Regions from separate parts of the Homo sapiens genome. Here region 2 is linked to region 1. A link is an interaction called in ENCODE POLR2A ChIA-PET data of the cell type or tissue named here. Cell type or tissue: PC-3. All regions are shown on one strand. Links, peaks and the distances in the headings refer to the core of each region. The heading gives the core; the rest is flanking DNA.

What was found. Peaks named below come from ENCODE experiments on the same cell type or tissue, not always from the same donor. Only the 100,000 strongest peaks of a DNase experiment are listed, where the experiment ranks them.
Region 2: POLR2A ChIA-PET joins it to region 1 with 7 read pairs; 4 of 35 experiments call an interaction of 5 or more read pairs at or near these places.

The regions. Positions count from the first base shown.
Region 1 is chr1:210,249,822-210,252,732 of GRCh38, forward strand. No RefSeq gene overlaps it. Among named protein-coding and RNA genes, the nearest start is that of SERTAD4-AS1, 17 kb to the left of the region's middle. RefSeq lists enhancers at 1,547-2,102, 2,658-2,911. In PC-3, for the core only: no CTCF peak of the experiment used is centred there; a DNase peak (open chromatin) is centred at 1,530; H3K4me3 peaks cover 1,569 bases.
Region 2 is chr1:209,843,849-209,846,759 of GRCh38, forward strand. The region is part of intron 11 of UTP25 (UTP25 small subunit processome component); the gene reads left to right. Among named protein-coding and RNA genes, the nearest start is that of UTP25, 17 kb to the left of the region's middle. In PC-3, for the core only: no CTCF peak of the experiment used is centred there; no DNase peak of the experiment used is centred there.

The DNA of each region.
Region 1 (2,911 bases), core at 117-2,616:
CATACTAGGAAGAATCCTGGGATGGAATTTGTACGAATTAATTGATTTCTAACACTTGTTCTTATTATAGATCCAACAAAGCTTACCTCAATCTTTTAAAAATGTCCTGTTTAGGCCAGGCACGATGGTGCACACCTTAATCCCAGCACTTTGGGAGGCCGAGGCAGGAGGATCGCTTGAAACCGGGAGGTGGGGGTTGCAGTGAGCCTGCAGTCCCCACCACTCTGGAGGCTGAGGCATGAGAATCGCTTGAACCCCAGAAGCAGAGGTTGCAGTGAGCTGAGATTGCGCCACTGCACTATAGCCTGGGTGACAGAGCAAAGAGCAAGAATCTGTCCAAAAAATAAATAAATAAATAAAAGAAGAAGAAAGCAAAAAGAAAGAAAGAAGAAGAAAAAGAACAAATCATAACTCTTCATTTATTTGCTTAGAGTCAATCTATTGTATTGATTTCTGGTCAAATGACTGCTGTTTCTTAACCACAAGATTATAACCAACTTAGTGGTGAGAACTAGATTAGGAGTTAGGAAACAGAGTCTTGCCCAGGTTTGCCACTCACTAGCTGTCTAACCATGAACAAGCTCCTTCACTTCTCTGGATCTTGATTTTCCATCTGTCAAATGATGAGGCTGGATTCAAAGGGCCTCTAAAAGATTGTTCCCTTCTAACCTTCTCTTCTGATTCTAACAATTCCTGATTCTAACAATCAGGGATCTTTCTGAAGATGTTCACTTGAGTTTTCTGCATGTCACCCTTTCCTTTCCTTCCCTTCCCCAGAATGCCTTTTTTCCCTCCCAGTGAAACTGAGAAACTGCTTCTGGATCTTTCTTTAAGAACACATCTCTGAGTTTTCCTGTCCCAAATGATTGTTTTCTGCATATGGCGGCTAATCTATTGTCTTCTGTAATATACATTCCTCCGGATAGGCCATGCTTCCCCATTCTCACTGCAGTTCCTCTGCCCCTCCCCCTGGAGTGCTCCTGCCCCCGCCTCCTTTAGCCGATTAGCTCCACACACCCGGAGCCAGCCAGGCACAACGCGGCTCCCCCTGGCACAAGACTGTCCTCGCCTTCAAGCAACCAGCCTGTCTGCACCATGCAGGCAGGAGATCCGTGAACCCTCTTCTCTCTCATTCTTATGCGTAATAAAATAGCGGACTTTCCCCCTTCTTTTTATGAAGACAGTTCTTGCAGCTGTGACTATAACTGTTTTTTTTTTTTTTTTAAATACCAGCCAAGATTATGGTCCCATAACCCAATTAGTGTCATTTGGTTGTGGTCCAAGGGCTTCCCCTGCACGAGTTTTAATTTGGGGATCCCCGGAGGCTGCACTCCACATCTGTAGCCGGCCTGTTCTTCCTCTCCCCTTATTTGCTCGAGGTTTATGGGAGGATTAGCTGTGTGGTCTGGGAGGCGGCTGCTTCTCTTTCATCCTCACGGCTCTCGAGCCGCGGAGGAGCCTTTTACTTTTCATCATCAAGCCCTGGCACCTGGAGGGCGGGCAGCCCTAGCGACTGGAATGAATCAGAGGATGCCCTGCAGGCCCCGGGGGGCGCGGCCCTGCAAGCATGGGGGAGGGGAGGACGGGGGAAAGGCTGCTTATTGGGCTGCTCAGCACCCGGCCAGACTGCGCTGTGCTGGGACGGCGAGGGGGTGGTGAGGAGGGCAGCCGCAGTGTGAGGTGGCCCCCCCCCGCCCCGCCCCCACTCCCTGGCTGGCGAGGGCTGGCAAGGGCTCCGGGCGCTCATTGTGCAGGCAGCTGGCACCAGCTGGGAAGGGGAATTAGCATAACAAAGAGCCGGAGCGAGCGCGGCGCGGCCCGGCGGGGGCTCTGCCGAGCGCCCCGGGCTCGGAGGAGCCGCGCTGTCAGCGGCTGTGGCGCGCTCGGGCCTCCTGGCCTGAGACCCTCGGAGCAGCGGGGCCCGGCCCCCAGCGGGCGCGCTCTGTCTGGGTTCCGGCCGCAGGACTCGCCCGGAGAATGCAGTGGGTGTGGGTGTGTCCGGGACAGCGTGAATGGGCGTGGGTGTGTGTGTTCGGGTGAGTGTGGGTGCCCGTGTGTCCAAGCGTGCGTGTAACCGTGTCCCTGGGCGTGGGAATGCGGGTGTGAAGGGGTCACCTGCACACGGGTGGGGACCCGCCAGCCCTCTTCCCTTCCGCCCCAGGAAGGCCTCTTTGTTTATTTCTTTCCGGAGACCGCGGTGGTTCTTCAATCACCAGTTCTCAATCCTGATTGCACCTCGGAGCCCCCTTCGGGAGCTTTTACAAAACCCTCAGGCCTGAGCCCTACCCCAGAGGCTCGCGATGAATTGGACTCTGCTGAGGCCCCCAGCGGATGTTTCTTCAGACGTCCGCGTGGATTCCGACATGCGGCGTGGTTGGGAACCGCCGAGTACCCACTCCCACTGTCCCCAGCCCTGCTGCCGACCCTGGACGCCAGCGAGCGCCAAGGAGACCGGGGCCGGCTTGGCCTCGGGTTTAGGGCCTGGAAGCTTATCCTTCGCCTTCACTGGTTGAGGTCAAGTGCACATTCCCCCGACACTAGCGCTGGGTCTTAGGCTACCGACTGGGCAACCTCACCTCCATTATTGCATCTAAGCCTTACAGCAGCCCCATGGGAAAAAAGCTGTCGTGAAACGAAGCTCAGTTGAGTGTCACAAAGGGTCACAAAGCTAGGTATTCGACCCACCGAATTGGAGTCCAGGGCTATGGGACTCCAAAGTCCACGTTCTTTCCACTGTAATATTTAAAAATAAAAATTAAACAACTAAATCAAAAACCACCGCTGCTTTTCAAGTGCTGCCAAGACCTCAAGCTGACCAGGTCCCTGGAAAAACCCTGGGAGGACTCTGGAGGAGGCGGGGTTAGGGTGTAGCAAGACTCCTGACCCCAGAAGGTAGATACGGCCTAGACGA
Region 2 (2,911 bases), core at 94-2,593, 410 kb before region 1:
AGACTCTTCTTGGTTGGTTAGTTGGTTTTCTCCCAAAATGGGCATTGCTGAAGAAGGATGTAGAAACCAAAGCATACCCTGTCTATAGACCTGGCATGTAGCTGTGGTTATACACTGCAAGAAGGACATTACAGGACAACTCAAATGAATACAAGGAAGGGGAGGGACCTTCCCTGTATTCACTTGAGTTGTCCCTGTCTAGACTTTTTCCCTCTGTTTGCCCTCAGTGCACAGACAAAAGCATTGAGAACTGTGTTTTCTGGGGAGATGGAGGCTGAGTACAGTGTCAGTTTCCAGACAGTTGCGGTGTTCCTGAGGTATGCACAGATACTCCCTACCAAGGAGAACTAGGACCGTGGGCTCCTTGACATTTGCAGGAGGTAAAAGGGTAAGGGCTTCAAGTTGAATGTTGAAGGGTTTCAGCGTTTGCTTAGATTTCCTACCAGGTGACTTTGACAAAATAAGTTGATTGGTCTTCATGTTATTTTTTTAAAAACTCAGGCCAGGTGCAGTGGCTCACACCTGTAATCCCAGCACTTTGGGAGGCCAAGGCAGGCGAATCACCTGTGGTCAGGAGTTCAAGACCATCCCGGCTAACATGGTGAAACCCCGTTTCTACTAAAAATATAAAAAATTAGTTGAGCGTGGTGGTGTGTGCCTATAATCCCAGCTACTCGGGAGGCTGAGGCAGGAGAATAGCTTGAACCCGGGAGGCAGAGGTTGCAGTTAGCTGAGATCGTGCCATTGCACTCCAGCTTGGGCAACAAGAGCGAAACTCCATCTCAAAAAAAAAAAAAAAAAAAAAAACCAACTCTAATTAGAGGGTTAGTAATACTGAGCCTTCTATTACTGTTTGGGATAGTGGCGGCCCTTCTGGCCCTAGAGCTCATGTATTTTATTGTTTTGCTAAGTCTCTCTCTGTTGATAAATAGAAAAAGCTTTTTTATTTTTTAGATTTTTATTTTCAATTTTCATGGTTGCATAATATGTAAAAGGCTTTTTTTAACCCTTGCCTGTAGAGTTATGTAAATTACATTCTGTTACCTCATCCTGATTTCACAATAATGTCCAGTGGATTTAAGTTCTGACTTTACTGTTTTATTAACTCACAATGGGTGCATTTTCTCAGAGAATCCTAAACAGATACGCCAGAAATCTCCCAAGCTTTGGAGCACATTAGATGATGCACTTTGGCATTGCATTACCTTTTAGTTTATGCTAAAACGATTAGGATGGTGCTCCCCAGATAACGTCCTTGTTCCCAGGATGGGGAGGGAGGCGTCCCAGCAGCTTGCCTAGGCATAGCAAAGCTGGCATGGCATGACCTCTTAGAGAGTTGAGGATTGATTAAATTTGTGTTTCCCAGGCTCCATTCTTGGCTACCCAGAGAAGGCTGCTTGGCCAAAGAGTGTTAATGAATGCCTGCTTGTTGCCCTCATTATTTGCTCTGTTCCAGTAAGTTGTCGTTTCCATTCATGTTGGAAAGTATTTGGGGAAGTTGCACTCATCAGGTCTTAAAAGCTCTTAGCTTTCTATCATCTTGACAAATGAAAGCAAGCCCTTTAAGTGAAGTGGATGGATTGGAAAACTTCCCAGTGTGATTGTCTATGGCAACTGTGAATTAAGCTGGGATGGGAATTAAGCTCTTTAATATCTCAGCAGCTTTTCAAGGACAGGGCATGGAGCCCTTTGTAAGCAGGACAGTCTCCTGTATTACACTGTCTATTTACCAAGCCATGTTGCCCTCAAAGTCACGATAAGGACAAATCTCAGCATATGCCATTTGCTTTATGCCCTGGGCCAGGTTAATTGGTGTTTCTTTTGTAGAAGATGAATGAAAATAATGTGCTTTAGAGTTCTGCAACAGCTAATTATCTCAAGGTTTCCAGCTATAGAATTTTTTGCTCGAGAGATCACCAAGGTGATGATGGATGTTTTGGTGTGCAGTGCCTTTGTGATTTTTTTTTTTTTAATTTGACCTTAGAATAAGTACTTTTTTTTTCTTTTTCTTTTTCTTTTTTTTTTTTTAAGACAGTCTCACTTTGTTGCTCAGGCTGGAGTGCAGTGGTGTGATCTCGGCCCGCTGCAGCGTCTGCCTCTTGGGTTCAAGCAATTCTCGTGACTCAGCCTCCTGAGTAGCTGGGATTACAGAATTGCATCACCACGCCTGGCTGATTTTTGTATTTTTAGTAGACGAGGTTTTGCCATGTTGGCCAGGCTGGTCTTGAACTCCTGGCCTCATGTGATCTGCGCACTTCAGCCTCCCAAGAAGTGTTGGGGTTACAGGCATGAGCCACCGTGCCCGGCCAGAAAATGTACATGTATTTTATATTGTAGTATCTGACTCTGTTTTTATATTCTCTATGACAGCTGGCAATGTTAGGAAGATTAGAATTCATTTTTGAGTTAGCAAAAATTTTTTAACCTGAAGATTTGTTTTATGTGGGGAAGATTAAACTAGCAGAATCTTAGAATTGGATGAACATTTGGTCATGATTGCCCTCCCAGTGATGGGTCACAGCTCTTTTCCAGTGCGTTATCAGTGGGTTTCCACAGCAGGGAGGATCTCAACCAGGAGGCAAGTCAGAAACTGGAGGTGGGATTTGTGGAGTTTGGAAAGGCTGCTGGGAATTTCTGATTACTCCCTTCCCCTACAGGAGAATCCCAGTTCTAGAAGTAGTAGACTTGGTCTTTATGGACCGTAGGAAGGAGCCAGTCTTTCAAGTTCATTGTGGTTGCCTCATTTGTCTTTAACAGTGGCTCGTGAAATAGACATGTGGAAGGTACTGTAAGGGTGATTAGGCTGTGTTTGTAGGAGTCACTGAAAACAAAGCATATATAAGGGAGGAGGAAGGCAGGGTAAGGGGTGCTCAAGCTATGGAGACTTGCCACTAACTGCCCCTTGGAAGAG